2 separate regions of the Homo sapiens genome follow, and region 1 is linked to region 2. A link is a loop called in an ENCODE intact Hi-C map of the cell type or tissue named here. Cell type or tissue: dorsolateral prefrontal cortex. All regions are shown on one strand. Each heading gives the region's core, and the rest is flanking DNA. Links, peaks and the distances in the headings are about the cores only. Region 1 overlaps LINC01756 (long intergenic non-protein coding RNA 1756). Region 2 overlaps PTPRU (protein tyrosine phosphatase receptor type U).

Evidence for each region. Peaks named below come from ENCODE experiments on the same cell type or tissue, not always from the same donor. Only the 100,000 strongest peaks of a DNase experiment are listed, where the experiment ranks them.
Region 1: a loop joins it to region 2, with 2.1 times the contacts of the local background. A loop is called at or near these places in 16 of 110 quality-filtered maps.

The regions. Positions count from the first base shown.
Region 1 is chr1:29,327,208-29,337,855 of GRCh38, reverse strand. LINC01756 (long intergenic non-protein coding RNA 1756) reads left to right here. Exons shown (of 3, transcript NR_110758.1): 2 at 4,548-4,690; 3 at 6,664-8,236. Among named protein-coding and RNA genes, the nearest start is that of LINC01756, 18 kb to the left of the region's middle. In dorsolateral prefrontal cortex, for the core only: no CTCF peak of the experiment used is centred there; a DNase peak (open chromatin) is centred at 6,799; H3K27ac peaks cover 2,951 bases.
Region 2 is chr1:29,252,136-29,262,783 of GRCh38, reverse strand. It overlaps PTPRU (protein tyrosine phosphatase receptor type U), which reads right to left. Exons shown (of 30, transcript NM_133178.4): 2 at 7,378-7,509; 3 at 4,008-4,279; 4 at 3,442-3,523; 5 at 3,220-3,335; 6 at 2,740-2,914; 7 at 1,881-2,174. Among named protein-coding and RNA genes, the nearest start is that of PTPRU, 21 kb to the right of the region's middle. RefSeq lists an enhancer at 7,490-8,008. In dorsolateral prefrontal cortex, for the core only: no CTCF peak of the experiment used is centred there; DNase peaks (open chromatin) are centred at 2,775 and 5,365; H3K4me3 peaks cover 1,808 bases; H3K27ac peaks cover 472 bases.

The sequences.
Region 1 (10,648 bases), core at 1,836-9,835, 75 kb before region 2:
AAATTGACTGACATAGAACCACTCCCACTTCCACCCCTGATTAATGGACCCAGGTATTCTAACAACAAGGAAGGTAGCACTATACAATGGTGCCTGATTCAAAGCATATATTGCATCCTTTCAGGGAATGTCTCCCAAGTGGTGCCATACCTGAGCCTTCAGTAAGCCATTCCATCTTTTAATTAGACCGTTCACTTCCAGGTGATGAGTGATGTGGTAAGACCAGTTAATTCCATGGGAATCAGCCCACTTTTACATTTCCTTTGTTGTGAAATGAATTCCTTGGGAAGAGGCAATTCTGTGTACTATACCATGATAGTGGGTGAGACATTCTATGAGTACATAGATGGTGGCAGGGACAAAAGAATCACAGGCAGGGACATCAAATATATCTCCAGATAATGATTCTATTTCAATAAGGAAGAATCTATGCCCCCTACATGATGGGAGATGTACAATGAAATCAAGATGAAACCTGGTAGATGACCAGTCTATCCAGGGAATGGTGGCATACTGTGGGCTCATGTTGGTCTCTTCCGTCAGAAGATTGAGCACCCAGCAGTGGCAGTATCCAAAGAAGTCCTTAGGAAAGGGATGTTCATGTTTTTAAGCCCAGGCATATCTTCCATCCCTGCCACTACAGCCACTTTACTCATGGGCCCATTGGACAAGCATAGGGACAGAGGAATAAAGAGGTTAACTGATCATCACAAAGCATGTTATATTGCTCACCTACTTATTGAAAGCCTCCTCTGCAGTGGATGCCCTTTAGCAAACATTCACATGGGACACAAATCTTCACAGTCTATGCCCATTCTGAGAAGCCCATCCACATGACTCTTCTGCAGAATTCCCCCTCTTCCATCTTCCAGTCCTGTTTCTTCCAAGTCTCTGACCAACCAGCCAAACCATACCATTAACAACTGCTCATAAATCAGTGTAGAGCCATACTCTGGCTATCTCTTATTCCAGAATGGACAACCAAATATACTGCTTATAAGATTTTCCCTCACCACTGTATTTCAAGGTCACCCTAATGGGGCTGTGATACCTCAGTCTTCTGTTTTGGTTGGTATATCGGACAGCACCATCTGTAAACCAGGCTTGAGTTTTCATTGTTCAGCAACTGGTCATAAGGAGCTCCCCACGAGGCCATAGGCATGATTTGAGGGGGACAAGGCAATGCGGCAGAAGTTGATGAGAAAGGAGTTTGAACTACTAATTCATACAACTTACTCATACCTTCCAGGCTTGCCCAAGTGAGGTCTCTTTAATAGCATTCTCATTTGATGATAGATTGCTGCCACACAAAGCTAACCTTATAACTAGTTGCGTCAATAGAATCTCAATTAGGAATCTTAGGCTGCATGGTCACTTGATGTCCCAGTTAGGCACCCAGTCTCTACCACAGTCCAATAGCAAGCTAGAAGCTATTTCTCAGGGGGGAAAAAAGTAGTGTCTGAATAAACAGGAATAGATTTACTTTAGAATCCTAAAAGTTTGCATTGTGATTCCCCTTTAGGGGCTTAGCTGTGACTCCATACAGCATCCCTACCTGCTGTGGACAATTTGAGAATCACTGGATCTACTGGATCATTCAAGTGGTAGAGAAACTTTTTCTGAAGCCTTAATTTGCTGCAGAACCTCCTTGACTCAAGACTGGAAGCCTTATGGAGATTTTTGCTCATGAGTCAAAGTTACACACGCAAATGTGACATATGTTGCCTCTAAAATCCAAAATGCTTACCAAGTGCTGTGCCTCTTTTTTAGCAGTATGTAATGTGCAGCAACTTGACTTTCACCTTGGAGAGACATATCAACATGTTCCAGACCACTGAACCTCAGAAACTACCGAGACAGCAGACCTCTGAAATTTTGTGGGATTTATTTACCACCCTGACATTCACATATGTTGTACTTGCTACTGCCTGTTCATCAGGCATAATCAGCTCATCATCAATGTAGTACACCAGTGCAATGCTTTGTAGAATGTCAAAATGATCATATTATCTGTAGACTATATAATAGGAGAAAGCAAGAGAAATTGACTTGGTTCTGAGGCAAGACTGTGAATGTGTACTGTTGGCCCTTCCAGGTAAAAGCAAACTGTTTTTGATAGTCCTCACTAATTGGTACAGAGAAAAATGCAGTAGATGGGTGAACAGCTGCATACCAAAGTGGTATACTGAGTTGCTCCAGTAAAGATGCTCTATCTGGGGCAGCAGCTGCAATTGGTGTTACCACCTAATGAAATATACAATAATATAGTCATTCTCCAAAACCCTTCCAACCTCTGCATAGGTCAAATAGGCAAGTTAAATGGGGATGGGATAGGAATCACCACCCCTGCATATTTCAAGGCTTCATGAATCTCTGAAATTTCCCCGCGGATATGGAAGTGCTTCCAATTTGCTATCATGGCAAAGAGAGGAAGTTCCAGAAACTTCTATTTAGGCCCTTTCTTCCATGATGGATCTCATTCCATAAGACAAAGACCCAAAATGGGGTCTCTTCCCAGTGAGAGTATGCCAATTTCACTTATACATTCAGAAACTGGGGGAATGTCCAACTGAACACATTTGGGCTAAATATCTATCACCTGATGATCTAAGTCAAGACTTTGAATGGTGGACCACAGTGGCATTTTGCAACCCCAGGAATTATCATAAATTCAGAGTCAATGTCTAGTAATCCCCCAAAGGACTGGGTACTTTCTTTCCCCAAATGCAGTCATTCTAGTAAGTGGCCACAGGTCCCCTTGGAGAAGGCTTGGAGGAAGTTTGGTTTTTTTTAATTATTTTTATTTCAAATGTTTTGGGGGCACAAGTCGTTTTTGGTTACATGGATAAATTCCTTAGTGGTGATTTCTGAGATTTTAGTGCACCCATCACCCAAGTAGTGTACACACACCCAATATGTAGTCTTTTGTCCCTCGCACCCCCCAAACCTTCCCCACTGAGTCCCCAAAGTCCATTATATCATTCTTACACCTTTGTATCCTCATAGCTTAGCTCCCACTTATAAGTGAGAACATACAATATTTGGTTTTCCATTCCTGAGTTACTTCACTTAGAATAAGGCAGGCATGGAGGAAGACTTATGGTATATACTTATAGCACTACTGCAAGAATCTTCTTCAAAGGGTCTGGCATCCTCCTAAATCAAGATGGTCTGATCTGTGAATTGCTTTAGGTCTAGAAACTGGATGAGAAGCCGTAACTGCAACAGTCATTCCAGTCGGGTTTTGGGCACCAGTGCTAGAGTTGTGTTTGTTCATTTGTTTTTCTGTGATACAGATCAAGCAGTGCTTTAGTAGGCTATCTGTCTATTTCCTTTCTAGGGACAAAGTGGTCAATTAGTCACCACCAAAGATCCCTATGGGCCAAGGCATTCTAATTACAGGCACATCCCTGCTGCCCTTTATGGCGCATCATCCATATTGTCTTTGGTTATTAAGCAATTCCACTTAGCCTCTGCAGCTCCAGGATGCTATCGTCCCCATGAAATCAAGAAGTTCACAGGAATGATAGCATAATCTATGGTAATAACTGGACTATGAAGGTGAACATCCACAGAGTTTCTTAAGGATGAAGGTTCTCCTCTCAATAATATATTTCTCAGTGCCTTAGTTAAGAAGGTGTCTTCCGAGAATTTTCATGGAACATAGTTTGCAGGGGTGGTTGTGCAGGTCACACATGATAAATTCACTCCAACATCCTATCTCCTTAAGCCTTTGGACTCCCTCTTCCACATTATGCCATGGAACCTCTGGCATTTCAATTTCATTAAATGTAAGCCACCTTCAAGTCCAAGTTTCAGTCAACCAACTGAGTAAACTGTTAGAGCGAACTTCAGTTGCACAACTTAACACATTAAATACCAAATCCACATCCATGAATTCAGAATTATTACCTTCCACCCTTAGAATCAGCTCCCATAAATATTCCCTGAATTATGTAAAATCTTGCCATTAGCAAAATCTTGCCTTTCTTCTGTTGTGTTGCCTCGTTCTGCATCACAGTGAGTACCTGTCCCCTTGGAGCATGCTGAGATTTGACCCTTGTTATGGATCTAGTGGTAACAAAGCGTGCTTGTGGCATCTCCTGAGGATAATGGTCATGCTATCTCAAGGCATCTGCCCCATATGAGGTTATCTCCGCATTTTCAAACAAAGGAAAACTAACCTCCTCAGATACAAGAGGGGAAGATATTTCCATTGGCAAGGGAGGCTCAGAGGGCCTCAGGGAATCAGGATTCTCCATTTTATCTGAGTCCAACCAGATGTCCCTATTCCAAGTTTCAAGATCACATTCTTCCCTGATTTATACCCAAACTTTCACATGAAAAACTTGTGATGCTATAAATTTAACTGACATTTAAATTCTGCCACCCACACAATTAAATTTTGTGTTTGGTTTTGAGCAATATCAGCCCTGTGGCTACATGAAATATGAGATTCTTTTACGGATGACATGGAAGCTCTGTGGTCCTCAAACTATGATTTGAGCTGAGAATTAAATAACCTCAACTTGTCTTTTCTTTTCTAGTAAGTGCTCCAGTGCATGCAAGATTCATCCCACACCACAGTCCTTGCGGGCATCATTACTGGTGTAATCATGGTCAGGTGCAGGAGTCACCTGAGTTCCCAAGACACTTGCTCCAGTTGGCATTGCACCAAAATCCATTACAGGTGATAGCAACATTATGGTGCCATTATGCTGTAGATTACAAGCATCCCATTCCCACTGGCAAGGAACTCAGCATTGTGCTCCAGCCCAAAGGCACAATGAAACCTATCAAAATCTCATCTTTGCGGGTCTGTCACCTGGGACCATTCCTGCTCTCAATTCCTTATCAATTAGGATCCAGTCAGGAGACAGAGCTCACACCCATAATCTGAACGTGGAAATTTTAATATAAAGAATTATTATCTAACAAAGGATAGTTAATTACTAAAAAGGGTAAAAGAACACTCTATGAGACCCAGAAGCAGCACGTGCAAAAAAGTAGCTACTGTTTCTAGGCTGAGGGAAAGTGAATAATGAAGGAAATAGGGCCTCAGGAGAAGGTGTTCCCCCTGACTCAGACCTCCTCTATGAGTGAGTGATGACCATGAGAACATGCAGCCTCCAGTGGCTAAGAAACCTGCCAGGGAAAGTAAGCTGGCTCAGTCTGTGGACATGGCCGTCTTTGTGGGAACCTGATCCCACATGGGTTCAGGCTGGTGTCAAGTGTGAGTAGGGCTGGTCTATAGAATCGATGTCCAGGTGGAGAGAGTGAAGCCTGATGGTTCTTTCCTGTTATACAGAAAAGACGTTTGGAGCTGGTCCACACAGGCCACTGAGATGATAGCACTGGGCCTTGGCTCCTGTGCTGGAAACAAAAAGATGGAAGGAGGACCAGAACCTGGAAGGGAAGTGCCTTCCCGCTGCAGAGGGACCTTACAGTGTCCCTCTAGCGCCCTCTCCTGACAAAGCCTAACATTGCTCTAGCTGGCACAAGAGAACTGTTCACAGGGTCCAGCTCCAGTATTACAAAGCAGGGCAACGAAGGATGTATTTGGAGCTCAGAGACAATAAATTAAGAACTGTCATGGGCGAGAGAGGCAGACATGGAAGGGAGCAAAGGGTTGATTGGGGAAGAGGCTAGAAGGGGAAGAGTTGCTATGCCTTTTGTAGGGAAAGGAGCATGCATGGGCTGGAGCCCTGGGGAGCAATCCCAGCCCTCTTCAAAGAGAGAATGCAGTCACAGAATAAACACAGCTCAAGAAAGCCACATTGTTCCACTTTCAAAAGAATAGAAAATAAAATTCCTGGACAGGTTCCCTCTTCCCACTTCTGGGAGTAAGTAGGGAGTGGGTTGAGATACATTTCATTTTTCTTCAAAAGGCTTTCTCAGCTCCTGCTGACTCAGGCCACCTCCACCCTCTGCAGATTCAAGACATTCAATTGTCCAGTCACTGGCTTTTGCTGCAGGCCTACTAGATGCCCAGCCCTGAGCCCTGTTTGACTGTGGGCCTCAGCTAAGCCTGTTTGTGGCTGTGGCTGAGCCTAGCTTGAGTGAGTGTTGAAAGGGCAGACTGGTTCACGGACAAGAGAAACTTCCAGCAGTTAATGTGGTTCAGGTTTAGATCTGCCAGTATTTCTCCAATGATTATAAGAGCAATGGTTTGGAGTCAAGTGACATGGCTTTTAATTCTGTCTTGGCTCTTTTCTAGCTGTGTAGCCTTAAGCAATTCACCTCAGCTCTCTGAGCCTCTTTCCTCATATATCAAATTGTTTTGGTAACATCTGTCTCTCAGGATTTCTGGGAAGATTAGGGACAATGTCCACATTAGGTATAATGCAAGGACCTGCCAAAGTAGGTACAGAGGTCCATCAGACCAAAGCTCAGACTACACCCAAGATTTCATCAGGCTCAGAAAGCAGATGCTTAGGCCAGTGGCCTGGGCACTAATGAGCAATGCCAGCCCCATTGTCTCTGAGGGATGTTGAGCCCATTGCTCTTCAAACAGGGATGCATTAAGAGATTAAACACAGCCCAAGACAGCCACATTATTCACTTTGAAATGAGCAGAAAATGACATTTCTGGTCAGGGTCCCTCTTCCCATCCCAGGGAGAGAGTAGGAGGTGAGCTTAGACGAGTTTCCTTTTTCTTGAAAGGCGTTCTCAGCTCCTGCGCTCCCGCTGACTCAGGCCACCCTCACGGTGAGAATGCAGCAGACTAGGATGATCAGGCAGTGTTTCAAGCCGGCCCTGGACCTGGAGAGGCTGTTGATGGTGAGGCACAGTGGAGATGAGCCCAGCTAGGGCAGGGTTGGGAGAGCAGCCTGGCTGAGGGTTGAGAGCAGCCTCAAGCAGCTGGTGTGGTGCAGGCATAGACTGGCTGTTGTTTGCATGAGCACCGGCTTTGGAGTCAGTCCCAAGTTCTAGTCCAGAGACTGAATCTTTTCTAGCTGTGACATTGAGAGCTCTGCCCTCATTTCTCTGAGCTTCAGCTTTCTTGCCTGCTAAATGGGCTTGGTGATACCCACCTCTCAGGATGCTGGGGAGATTAGGAACAGTCTGTATTAGGGACAATGCACAGCAGTCACTATTGTGATCACCAGGACCAGCCAGGGTGGGGGTGCAGGCCCATCAGACTAAAGTCAGTGTAAAGCCACCAGCCTCAGACACCCGATGCTTAGGCCAATGGCCTGGACCCCACTGAGCAATGTCAGCCCCATTGTCTGAGGGATGTTGAACCTGATGCTGTCCTACTTAGAATGAGCTCCTAGAAAGCACCTAGCTCTGCCTCCTCATGGACAAATCAGGAGACTGAGCCCCAGATGTTTGCTCAATGCCACACAGCATGGTGGTAGCTGAGCCAGCATTGGAACCCAGCCTCATGACTTCAAGCCATGTGGTCATCCAAGGACTAAAAATTATGTGCTTAAGAGTATAGGCTTTGGAGCCAGACAGACCTGAGCTCCAGTCCCAGCTCTGCAACTTTCATTCATTCAACAAATACTCGTTGAGTTCTTGTCATGTGCCAGGCACCATGCCCAGTGCAACAGACACAGGAGGACAAGACCTACATGGCCCTGGCCTCTCGCTGCTCAGTCTGGTGAGAAGAAATACCCAGTGAATGAACAAGCTCATCACCCACTGTGAGAAAGCAGCAAGGCACAGACACAGGATGGGCCCTGAAAGACACAGGGACAGTGGGTGCTGGAGGGCCACTCAGGGCATTCAGGGAGGGCATCTCAGGAAGGGGACATCTGATCTGGGAACTGGACACCAGGCAAGAGCCAGGTATGCAGGACCGGAGAAGGGTGTCCATGCAAAGAGCTCAGAATGATGGGGGAAGAAGAGCCTGGAGTGCGCAGGAGCGTGCAGGAGGGACGTGGACAGACAGGGTAGAGCCAGGACAGGTGGGCCTCAGAGGTCATGGTCAGGAGCACAGTGCTCATGCACACAGCAGCAGGAGGCACTGGAGGGTTTGAGCAGGTGAGTGATGGGATCTGGCCTGTTTTTTCAAACGATCACACTGGTTGCTGTTGTTTGTGTGACCTTGTTGGCTCTCTGACCTGGGGCAAGTTGCTTAAGCTCTCTAAGCCTCAGTCTCCTCATCTGTAAAATGGCGATGATCATAGTACCTACCTCACAGGTGGAACTGGAGACTGACATATGACAGTCTACAGAGAGCACTGAGCAATGTGCATTTCAGTGCCGAATAAAGCTTTGCTTTCTTACATCCCCACGTCCAAAGCCCTCATCCTCTACCTGCTGGCCATTCATTGCCTGACTTGAACCTGTTGATCCTGCCTATGCAATGACTCCATTATTTCTGCACTGCCCTTAGCCATGGGGATGTTGAGGCCAAAGCTCATTAAGCTCCTGTCCATCAGAGGTCACCGGGGCAGGGGGAGGTCCATGGAGCCCAGGGAGAGAGATTGGCCAGGCCCTGCTCCCAATGAGGGCCTTGCAAGTGGCCTTGGCATCCATCAATGTCACGGCTCCATCTCCTGGGTGCCTGGGATATATAATGCATCTCAATCAGGGGCTGAGAGAGGTTGTGTGAAGTAATCATTGCTTTCGCTGACTCCTACAGCCAGATTTATTATGGTATAAAGAAACAACTTAGCTTCTGGCAGTAACAGGCAGCTGGCCTAGCTGCACTTGTAGAAATCTTATTTGCTGGGGCCTGGGTGGGTGGAGGTTTCTACCCACACTTGCTCAGCCAGAGGCCCTGGACAGAACCCGGCTGGACCATTCATCTTCCTGTGCTCCTGGCCACCTTGTCTGAGAGGCCGCCACCTTGTCTGAGAGGCCGCCACCTCTGACACATTTCACAGCATTTGAAAAGCAGTGCTTAGGCCACAAATTCCCCATCTGGTATTACACCGAGGGGATCCTTAGGCTTTTGGGCCAGGGAGGCCACAGAGCAGAGCAGTTAAAGGCCCAGGTGTTGGAGTCAGCCTAAACATGGGTTCAAGTCCCTGCTCTGCCATATAGTGGCCAGGTGACCTTGGGTGAGTAAACTCACTTCCCTGAGCCTCCATGTCTTGTCTCTAAAATGGAGGGGTAGGAATCCCCCCTTTAAAGAGCTGCTGTATGGAGTAAGGAAGAGCCAAAGGGTGTAGGACACATAACACAGGAATAGGCACTAGATGAAAGGTGATCGTCACCATTTTCATTATCCAGGGGCTTCAGTATTATGGCGTGAGATGCCCTTTATTGAGGGTCAATTATGTCACCAGGGAGTATGCTGGTTCCTTTTAAATATTTTGTCCCTAGACCTCACAACCAATCCTGCAGGTAGGTCCTGTTATGTTTATTGCAGGGTTGTTAGGGGATTGTGCAAGGTCACCCGACTGTGGGTTGTGGAGCTGGGGGCGGGACTATGGGTTCTGGAGCTGGTGCTCCTCCTAATACAGAGCCCACCTCCCCAGCTTCTCTGAGAGGCCACACAAGGCCCCTGGTCAGTCGGGCAGGCAAGTCCAACCTCTCCTTCCTTCCCTCCCTCGTGCCAACATTTCCAGGGCACTAGCTCCATGACAAGCCCCTTACTGGGCAATGGACACAAGATGGCACAGAAATACTCCCTGCCCTTGAGGAGCCAGCACCGAACAGAGCAAAGGGCCGAGCCGCATCCAGACTGCTCCGCACGCGTGTGTATCAGTTAGCAAAAACTAACTGTGTATGTAACAAGTGATTTCAACAGACTGTCTTCAAAAAAAAAAACCATTTATCATCTCTCCCAGTTCTAGGGGTTGGTTGGGCAGTGTCTTCTAAGCTTAGCCATGTGGCTACACTTACCTGACAGGTCAGCTAGACTGGAAGGTTCAAGACAGCCTCACTCACAGCCTGGGAGTTGCTACTGACTGTTCATGGCACGCGCTGGTTCTCCTCTGTGTGCCCTCAAATCATCCGGTAGGTGAGACAGCTTCCCTTGTATAGCAGAGTTCCAGAAGAGCAAAAGCAAAAACTGCAAGGCCTCATGAGACCTGGGATCCAGAACTCACACGCCATCACTTCTGCCCATGCTATTGGCCAAAGCAAGTCATATTCTATCGCTTGGCCAGTACCCGTGACACACATTTGTGATGCATCGCGTAAGGCTCAGAGGTCAGCTCAGAATGAGGATGAGGGGGTCAGTCTGTGCCCTATCCAAGTGTGATCCTAACTGGCCAATTAATTTTTAACTCAGATTAAAGTATGCTGAATTGTGAGGTCATTAGAATGGGTTGTATCCTCTGACCAATGGAGAAACTGAGGCACAGAGGGTCAGCCAGTGTGCAAACAGAATGAGTACATCATAGAGTCAGCCTTCATATGAAGAAACTGAGTTCCAGAAACAGGAATTGTCTTGTCCAAGGTCAGGCAGCAAGCCTGTGACAGAGTCAGGAGTGACCCAGGTCCCTACCAGCCAGCCTGCTCCTCCTCCCTCTCTACCCCATGGAGGCGGCTGGGGCTGGGAATGGGCTGGGCTGGGGCAATGGGACGGTCATCCCCAGCAGGGCTGTGTCTCCTCTGCCCCCATCTCTGCGATGTTTGTAAAGTAAGCCCTTTCAACACGCTTGGCACTACATAAGGCACTTAATCATTACCTCATCTGATCCAAACAGGACTGTCCCCACTTTACAGATGATAAAGTAGGCCCCAG
Region 2 (10,648 bases), core at 1,437-9,436:
AATTGATTAATGGTTAATGGTTGACTCAATTAATTAATTGAGTTAATGGTTGTGTAACTCTGTCAATACAGTAGTCCCCCCATATCTGCAGGGGACACATTCCAAGACCCCTAGTGGATGCCTTAAACCACAGAGAGTTCCGAACCCTAGATAAACTATGTTTTTCCTATACATACACACCTATGATAAAGTTTAATTTCTACATTAGGCACAGTAAGAGGCTCACAACAATAACTAATAATAAAATAGAACAATTACAACACCACACTATAATAAAAGTTATACAAATGTGGTCTGTCTCTCTCTCTCAAAATATCTTATTGTATTGTACTCACCTTTTCAAGCCTCAAGTTGACCACAGGTAACTAAAACCATAGAAGGAGAAACTTCAGATACACGGGGACTACCGTATACTAAAAACCACTGAACTGTACATTTTAAGGATTGAATTGTATGAGATGTGGATTATATTGCAATAAAGCTGTTATCCAAAAAAAGCCAATTCTAGAGGTTATATACTCTGATTTCATTCATATAATATTTTTGAAACAACAAAATTTTAGAAAGGACAGATCAGTGACTACCAAAAGTTGGGGAGTAGAGGAAGAAAGGGAGGTGAATGTGGTTATAAAAGAGTCCTTAAGGGGATTGAACTATTCAGTATTTTGACTGTAGTGGTGAATACACAAACCTACACATGTGATAAATTGTGCAGAACTACATACACATATACACACACACAAACAAGTACAAGCAAAACCAGAAAAGTCTGAATAAGATCTGTGGTTTGTATCAATGTGAATATCTTGACTGTGATATTATGCTATAGTTTTGCAACATGTTACCACTGCAGAAAATAGGGTGACTTGCACAGAGAATCTTTCTGTATTTTTTTTACAACTGCATGTGACTCTACATTTATCTTAGTAAGTCCATTAAAAAAACACACTAAGCCAGGCACGGTGGCTCACGCCTATAATCTTAGCACTTTGGAAGGCCGAGGCGGGTGGATCACCTGAGGTCAGGAGTTTGTGACCAGCCTGGCCAACCTGGTGAAACTCTGTCTCCAGTAAAAATACAAAAATTAGCCAGGCATGGTGGAGCATGCCTGTAATCCCAGCTACTCGGGAGGCTGAGGCAGGAGAAGAATCACTTGAACCCAGGAGGCGGAGGTTGCAGTGAACCAAGATCGCGCCACTGTGCTCCAGCCTGGGTGACAGAGCAAAACTCTGTCTCAAAAGGAAAAATAATAACAACAACAATACTAAAGTCACAAAAAGAAAAACCTATTGTGTTCTCAATTTCTCTTCTGATTAAACAAAAAAGACCCTCATCTGGCACAGGTGTACCATCCTCCAACAGCTGCTTTGCCCTTTTTAACAAGGAAGAGCAGACCTCAGGCTCAACACCCAGACAAGAGAAACCAGCTAGAATGTATAATATACTTGTATTTGATGGTATTTAGTTGCTTATTTTATCTAGATGTAGAATTAAGAACACAGATTCTGGAGTCAGCCAGTCAAGAGTTCCAATCCCATCTCTGCCACTTACTAGCTGTGTGCTCTTGGGCCAGTCACTTAACATCTCTGTACCTCAGTCACATCTAAAATGGGTACGACAAGAGCACCTACATCGTGGTAGTGTTGTAAGTTTTAAATCTATAAATATGGGTTTGTGTGTGTGTCTACACACAGATATGTTTAAGTGCCTGACACAAAGTAAAGTATTAGCTATCATTATCTTTACCATAACAAGGGTTGAGGAAAAATCACAATGTTTTAGAAAGGTTTACAAGCACAGGCCACGCTACCTCTCGAATGCGCCCCTCCATAGCCCTGGGCCCACCAGAGACTGAGGCCAGGGGTAGCTGCTGCACCCACCTGCGCATTTGGTGCGGCTGATGAGGGGTGGCCCAGGGCGGCCAGTGCCGCCGTCTCCGGGACGCGTGAGCAGCACGCTGATCTCATACTCTGTGTCGGGGTCGAGGTGCCACAGCTTGTAGGTCTGCAGGCTGACGGCGTGCACCTCAGCCCAGGGCCCGCGCGCCATGCGGTACTCAATCTCCTTGCGCACGATCGGCCCGTCGCCAATGATGGAGTTGGTGTTGAGCTGGATGATGAGGTAGGTGGGGCCAGCACGCAGCAGCTGTGGGGGCGCGATGGGAGTTGGGGGCTCTGCGAGGAGATGGGGGAGAGGCGAGGCGGACCGATGCTGCTGTGAGACCCCAGCACCCAACTCTGAGTTCCACCACACCCAAATCCCTCTCCGTCCTCCTAGGGCCTCTCACGCTGCTACCAAGCCCTCAACCAGACCCGCTCTCCTACCCCCACTAAATCCCGGGCCCTAAGGGGCACCTGGCTCCAAAGGCTGACCCCGCCCTCGCCCATCAGCCCACAACCCCTCTCTCAGGCCCCTCCTAATCCCCCACATCCTCGCCTCCTGGAGCGGACCGCAGGCCAGCTAGGATCAACACAGAAGTCACACAGCCAGAACCCCACCCCTCTTTAGGCTCTCACCTTGACCCTGTCCGTCCCCCTCGAAGCCAGCCCCGACCCCTAGATCAGATCTCATCCCGGCTGGGCCACTGCCATTTCCACAGGCCCATCTTCAGATAGCGCCCCAGCGACACCCTGCCGGCCCCACCCCCCACGGCCACGCCCCCGGGCAGAGCCCGCCCCCGTCGCCGGCCCCGCCCCTCGAGGGTGAGGTCCCGGCGCTCCCCGGCGTCCACCAGCTGACCCTTGACGATGAGCTCCGCGAAGTTAGAGACGCCCGCGCCGCGCGGGGCCTGGGACACACAGCGGTACAGGTCCTGCTCGGCGCGGCTCACGGCAGCCAGCGGGAAAGTGGCCAGGAAGCGCCGGTGGCTGATGTGCCGCACGCCCGCCGCCGGCACCAGCGCCCCGCTCTGCCGCTGCAGGGAAGAGAGTGAGGGGGTCAGGGGCGCCTCGGAGCGAGGGGTCCCGATCTCGCTCTGACCCGGGCCCCATTTAGCCGTCCCTACTACACCGCGCGGACATAGGTTCCTGGAGCCGCGCTCTAACCTGGGGGAATGGGGGACCCAAGAAAGCGCAGAGCAGAGCTAGGGGAGGGCCGGGACGCTGTGCGCAGTGCTGGAGTATGAAGCAGGGACTCAGCAATCTGGGGGGAGTCAGGGCCAGAAGCAGCCACCAACCCCCTCCCACCCCGCCCCCAGCCAAGATCACCGCTCCCGCTCACTTGCAAGAGGAAGCGTTCGGCCTCGGCCGCTCTGCCCGCGGCCATGCACTGGAACGACGCGTTCTGGCCCGCGTTGACCTCCACGTCGCCCAGGCGGGAGAAGTGTGGGGCCTTTGCTGCGGGGTTAGAGCTGCATCGTGAGCTGGGCCTGCACCCCCTGCAGGCAGGAGCCGCGGCCGCCCACACCCCTTACCCCTGCGCCCCCAGTGGGCTGGGACTCACCGCAGGGGTAGCTGAGAAGCAGGATGTCATCTAGGCCCATGTAGCCCCTGCGGTCTGGGGAGATGAGGGCCTCAAACAGCACCTGGGGGAGGCGGGAGGGCCCCTATCATACTGATATTCCTCCAGCCTTGCCTGGGGAGGTGCCCACTTTCAGCTCGGCCTCAGCCTCCTCTGCCTCAACTAGCAGAGGTCAGCCCAGCTCACACTGACCCTCCCTCCCAAGCCAGCTAGTTGGGGGTGGGGTCCCAGCGCCCATAGTGAACAAGGTGGAGGCCAGTTTCCACCCAAATCCTGGACAGTTACCCTCAAGCAGCCAGACAGAGTTTCCAGGTCAGCACTGTTCCAACTCACCCTTGACCTGGGCCAGAGGCTATTCCTAGGAACAATGACCTCAGATGCTGAACCCAGACTGGCCCCAGACTGACCCCTGGCCTTGACCACAGGTTGCCTCTGATACTGAATGCAGACACATTCTAACTTCAGCCACTCATCTACTCCAACCTCAATTTGACATCCATCTGCCCCACCTCCAGGCACAGGCTGACCGCTGACTGAACCCAGCCCACCTGATATTCATTGGGCCAGAAAGTGCTGACAGCCAGCTCAGCCTGGTGCCACTGACGGCCGTGGGATCCAGTCATATTCCACACAGCACTGCCCAGGGGGCCCCCATTAACGCGCACGTAGACGCCCAGGGTGCCCGGGCTGTGCCCGTCCCGGCTGTACAGGAAGTAGCTGAACTGCACACAGTGGGTATCATTCTCGCTCAGGCTCTGGAAGATGACATGGGCTCGCTGGCCTGGGGCATGCTGGGAAGTGTTGACCATCAAGTAGGAGCCTGGAAAGAGAGGAGGAAGAGGCAGGAGATGAGGAGACCTCAGGGGAGGGACAGGGCCAGGGCAAGGGGAGCACTGAGGAGGACTCCAGGCAACGGGACCCACCAGGAGTCAGGGATTCTGAGTTCTGGCCCCAGCTCCACCTCCCTGGGTGAGTCCCTTCACTTCCTAGCATCTGTTTCCCACAGGAGACCTGGAGCAGTAAAAAACACACAAACCTGACTTTGTCAAAACCATTTAAAGGCTGGGCGCGGTGGCTCACGCCTATAATCCCAACACTTTGAGAGGCTGAGGTGGGTGAATCACCTGAGGTCAGCAGTTCGAGACCAGCCTGACCAATATGGTAAAACCCTGTCTCTACTAAAAAAACAAAAATTAGCAGGGTGTGGTAGCATGTGCCTGTAGTCCCAGCTACTCGGGAGGCTGAAACAGGAGAATTGCTTGAACCTGGGAGGCAGAGGTTGCAGTGAGCCAAGATCACGCCACTGCACTCCAGCCTGGGTGACAGAGCAAGACTCGGTCTCAAAAAGAAAAAAAAAATTATGGCTCCTTACAATCTACAGGTCACAATGCCCATGCCCAGCCTAACCACAGCTTTCCCCATGTTCTGAGCTATCCCTGGAGACAGGGACTAGGTCATTCATCCCTGGAGTCAAGAGCTTGGCACACAACAGTCCCTCAAAGGCCACCCCTTCCAAAGCCCTCCCTCTGCCTCCCACCCTGGGCTTCTCTCCTGCCCCCTGGGTCATTACTAAAGTGCCTGTGTGTCTCCCACCAGGCTGTGAGGCCTCAGGACGCAAGCTGAATGAATATGTAGAACAGAGATTGAATGAAAGGATTCCAACTTCCCTTCCAGCCCCCATCCCTGAGTCTAAATTCCTGGAATACAAATCCCCTTGACTTCCAACCTGGAGAAAGGCAGCCTGTCCCTTCCCCAGAGACCCAGGCTGGGTACTGGTGGAGTAGAAGTGGACTAGGCTGGCTCAGGACCTGGCGGGGGGATTTGGGCTTCCCAAAGGGCACCCGAAACCACCCAGCGCTGCCTCCTCCCGGGCTTGGCTGCCAGCCAACACAAGCTCACTCAGATCCCCGCTCCAGGAGGGCTCCCCAGGGACTCTGCTGGAGGCGATCTCATTCATCTCTGTAAGCTAGAAGCCCTATGGAGGCGGCTCCTGGATCAGTCCCAGCAGGGCAGTAGTAAACTAAACTCAAGTCCCCATCCCCACCCAGGAAGGGGCACTTCTCAACCCCCAACACACTCCCTCTTGGCCCACTCATGCTACTTCTCTCTCCTCTCCCTGCGAGCAGCTGTGTGCATCTTTCTCCCTCTTCCAATCTGACACTTTGTTCTTTCCTCCTCCTCCTGCTCCCTCTGCCTCCTCCTCGGCTCACTACATCCCTCCCCTTCTCTTTCATTTACTCCCTTTGTCCCTGTCGCTCTTCCTTCTCCTCTCTCCATCTCTGAGTGTGAATCTCCCTCCTTTCTTCTCCCTCCACCACCAGCTCCCATTCCTAGAATGTGAGAACCAGGAGGACAAAGACTGTCCATCTGGCTCACCACCACATCCTCAAGACCTAGCACAAGGCTCACACTAATTGCTAAATTCCCCTCTCCCCTTTCTCACTGGGTATGTCTCTGCTTGCACGTGACAAGAGAGGCAGTGTGCACTCAGGGTGGTCAGTACTATAAGAGGTGAATTCCAATCAGCTGCCTTGTACCTGACTGCCAACCATGTATCAGACTGAGGCTGGGCCCTGGGAATATGGAGAGGCCCACACGAGGTCCCTGCCATGGTGGGTACCTTTACAGATTATTTTCAGAGAAGGCAAACTGTGATACCCACTAACACCTGCAGAGGCAGAGATAAGTGCCCCAGGAAGGGCACAGTGTGAGCAAATGCACAGAAGGGGAGGCGGGGCAAGCCATGAGAGTCCGCAGGAGGCGCCTGTGCCAGGTCATGAAGGTCTTCTCTCCTAGTGGCTTCAAGTCCTGGCCCCACCACTGAGAATCTTTGCTGCCCCTCCCTGACAACAGATGCAATCTCAGCCATGACGTGAGCTAGGCAGTAAACACCCTGGGCACTAGTGTGATGGGGCAAAGGGAGTGGGCTTCAGGCTGTGGAATTTCAGGATTCACTCGGAAAGCCCATTTGATTTGTCCTCTGACACAGCCCTTATCAGTAATAAAGTTGACAATTTGGCCTTTATTTGTCTCATTCTTTTTTAATTCCCAGTTGATCCTGCATCCAGTGAAGAGCAGTACTAGTAATCAGGGCCCCCAAAGACCCTCAACCATAGCAATTAAATAACTGACCCCTGCATGCCACCCCTGTGCTCTGTACTTTATATGCATCATCTCATGACCCTCTGAAATGGAGTCCTGTTTGCCTCATTTTACAGTGAAGACAATGGAGGCTCAGATACGTTAAGTGACACTGCTGGTAAAGTGACTGGAGACAGGGTTTGAGCCCAGGTCTTCGTGACTCTGGAATGAGTGTTCTAGGGGCCATGATGAAAGCAGGAAGTCAGTACTAGAATCCATATTATTAGTCTCCTGACTCCCAGTCCAGAGCTCAGGATGACAAAGGTGCCCCATCTTGAAATAGGAACACAGCAAGGTAGAAGTCGAGAAGAATCTGGGACTTCCAGGAGGAAGAGGGCAGAGGAAGGAAGGTTTTATACACATCTAGTCCCAGTGTTACTGCTCTTTCAGCATCTTCAAGTCCTGGAGAGACCAGGATTCAGGGGCTCTTTGGGAGAAAAGAATCTCTGAAGAGAGCCTCTCAAAGATGGAGGATTTAGGAAGAACTGAGAGTGGGAGTGGTTTGGATCCTGAGCTAGGCAGCAAGGGGAGTAATTGGAAGTGAGTTTTAGCTCACAGCCATGAGGGCCTGCACTCATTTTACACACGAAACTAGCTGACATGCACAATTAGACAGTGTCCAGAGAAAGCCACATTCAGTGTCACGTATGTCATTAAAGATGCAAATGTAGATGGGGCCCAGAGAGGTTAAGTAATGTGCCCAAGGTCACACAGCAGGTGGGTAGAAGTGCCTCTGGAAGGAGAAGAAGGGGTAATGGCGATGGAGAGTAGACTTACCGTGGGGCAGGTCCGCAGGTGCCCGGGTGCCAGGGTGGATTCGCACTTGCTCCCACTGGAAGTCATCGTACTGGGCCTGGCTGTACTCGCAGGGCACTGCTGGGTCACTTGCCTCCTCGAAGGTGCAGCCAGCTGTGAGAGCAGGGCCTGGTTAGCCCAGGCTAAGGCAGGGCTGCTGGCCAGGAGGGCTCCTGGAGGGTAGCCCCACTCTCCCTTCTACCCAGGCCCACCTGCCCTCCTCCCTCTCTTCAGGCCCTTCCCCACACTGCTCCCTCCCTCTAGTGAAATTCTCCCTCCTCCACCCTCTCCCTCTACCAAGGTCCCCTCCCAATACCAAGATGTCCCTACACTGCCAACTCCCCCAGTACTTCCCAGGACCCCCCAACCACCACTGGCTCAGTCATCCATCAAAGACCCTCCTCAAAAACTAGTTATCAGGATTGCTATATTATTGGAACTTCACAACAACCCATAAGATCAGGAATAGAATCATCTCCACTTTGTGGATAAGGAAACTGAGACCCCAAAAGGCTGAGTGACTTCATTAGGGTCACGCAGGTCACTGGTGATGGAGGTGGGGTTTGAACTGAGATCTCCGGATTGTTACTCAGTGTTCTGTCACCTGCCCCTCTATCTTCCCATAGAGGACAGACAGTGGGCCCTGGGCCTGGCAGGACCATGCATGCCATAATCCAGCCCAATGAGATCTCCTTTAAAAACAACAGTTGCCGCCAATCCACTCAAGCCGGGCACAATGCTAAATGGCGTAAGTACAGAGCCTCGTTCAGGCCACGCGTTCTGAGTCAGGCACCACTATTTTTCCTACTTGACAGATGTCAATGGAATTCAGTCATTGCCCAAAGTCGGCCAAATTAGGTCTCTGCCTGCAGGAATGTGACATGCAAAAGCACAGTCATGTGTGGACTAGGCACATGTATGACTGACTAGATGAAGCAACTTCCCATGATTTGCAACCAGTACTAACAGTTGAAATGAGAAAGAGGGGAGGAAGTGAGGATTGAAATACATGTGAGTCCTTTGGTTGGTAATGAGGTCCATATATCTTAGTGAGTTCATCAAAGGCCTGAGCTGGTTGCCTGATAAACCTGAGAACACTATTGGTTCAGAAAGGAATTGCAAGCTTCTCCCTGGCACTCACTCCCAAACCTTAGTGTTTGGAGCCCCATCAGGAGCCTGAGGCATCAGAAACCCAGGAAAATGCCCAAGCAAGTGGCGAGGAAGCAAGCGCAAACCATGCCAGACCCTGTCCTGGGTACCTGCCAGCCACTGGTACTCCTCCCGATTTGACAGATGATGTGACTGAGGATCTGAGGAGTGAAGGGATTTGTCCACAGCACCACGTGGTGGATCAATGAGTGGGCTTTGGCATCACAGACTTGGGATCAAATCTTGACTGCAATTTGCCAAACCTTGTGACCAGGGGCAGGTGGCTTCTCTTTCTGAGCCTCTGTTTCCCTATCTGCACATAGGCTTGTTGAGGATTTGATGTAGTAGCCCACTTAGCACAACGCCTAGCATACTTAAGCACTCAGGAAATAGCAGCTCTTATGTGTACCATGCAAGTCTACTAGGGAACAGAGGTGGGATTTGAATCCATGTGGGTCAGATGATGAAGTCCAAGCTTCCCACCAAAAGAGGTTTCGATACCAGAAGGAGCAGACCTGAGCTGCTTCCCAATCTCAAGAAGAAGAGGGAGAGGTATAGATAGTTGTGATATTTACATATATTTGGTTAGTGCAAAAGTAATTGCAGTTTTTGCCATTTTTTTAAAGTAATGGCAAAAACAGCAATTACTTTTGCACAACATAATACATATTTATTTATATATATAAAACCCTTTGTACAGTCTTATGTTATAATGTTGGACACTTTAGGCCTCAGAAACAGGCCTCAGGAAACAAAATTTCTCTCTGACCTATTCCTGTCCTCCTTTCACCTGTCCAAGGCAGGGCTCTAATCTAATCATGGGTCATTCCAGAGAGGGTCCTGCCCCATACCCTAGAGGAAGGAATGCCACGGAAAGGCCAAGTAAAGTCTAAGCAGACAGGCCTTGCTGGGTTTAGATCAGGTGTTTTATGTGCAATCACATTTGTCCATCATGCTTATGTAAGGAAACCTCCGTAAATACCCAAAAGGACAGGGTTCGGAGAGCTTCCAGACAGCTGAACACATGGAGCTTCTTGGAGGATGGTGGGTCCAGAAAGGGCAAGGAAGCTCCATGTCCCTTCTCCCATACCTCACCCTATGCATCTCTTCATCTGTATCCTTTGCAATATCCTTTATAATTAACCAGTTAATGTGTTTCCCTGAGTTCTGTGAGCTGCTCCAGCAAATTAATCAAACTCAAAGAGGGGGTCGTGGGAACCCCAACCTGCAGCGGGTCGGCCAGAAGTTCTGGAGGCCCAGACTTGCGACTGGTGTCTGGAGGAGGAGGCAGTCATGGGGACTGAGCCCTCAACCCATGGGATCTGACTCTTGTGCTAGAACTGAATTGGAGGACACCCACCTGGTGTCTGCTACAGAATTAATTGCTTGCTTGGTGGTGGGGAGAAGCCCCCACACATTTGGTCACAGAGGCCTCCTGTGTTGATGACTGCTGCTGTGGTGGTGGGAGGGCAGAGGAAAAACACCGTTTGAGAGAGCTTTTCCCAAACAACAGCACCTGGGGAGTGAGTGCTATGTCACAGGCCCAGTGCTAGGCATCTTCACACGCAGCAAGCGACTTCACTTTTAGGAGGCTCTACTGTTTCATCTGCAGCTGCAACTCCTCTAGGCGGTGATGCGGATGATGTGAAGTAGCACATGAAAAACACACCCAGGCCAGGCGCGGTGGCTCACACCTGTAATCCCAACACTTTGGGAGGCCGAGGCAGGCAGATCGCCTGAGGTCAGGAGTTCAAGACCAGCCTGGCCAACATGATGAAACCCCATCTCTACTAAAAATTAAAAAATTAGCTGGGTGTGGTGGCGCATGCCTATAGTCCCAGCTACTTGGGAGGCAGAAATAGAAGAATCACTTGAACCCAGCAGGCAGAGGTTGCAGTGAGCTGAGATGGTACCCCTGCACTCCAGCCAGGGTGACAGAGTGTGACTCTGTCTCAAAAAAAAAAAAAAGAAAGAAAAAAGAAAAACACACCCAGAAGAGCCAGGCACAAAGGGGCTCCTCACTGCTGGGGGCTCCCGGTCTTCTCCTGAAATGGTGAGATGTGGGTGTGAGGATGGCACCAAGCAGTTGGGATGAAGTAACAGA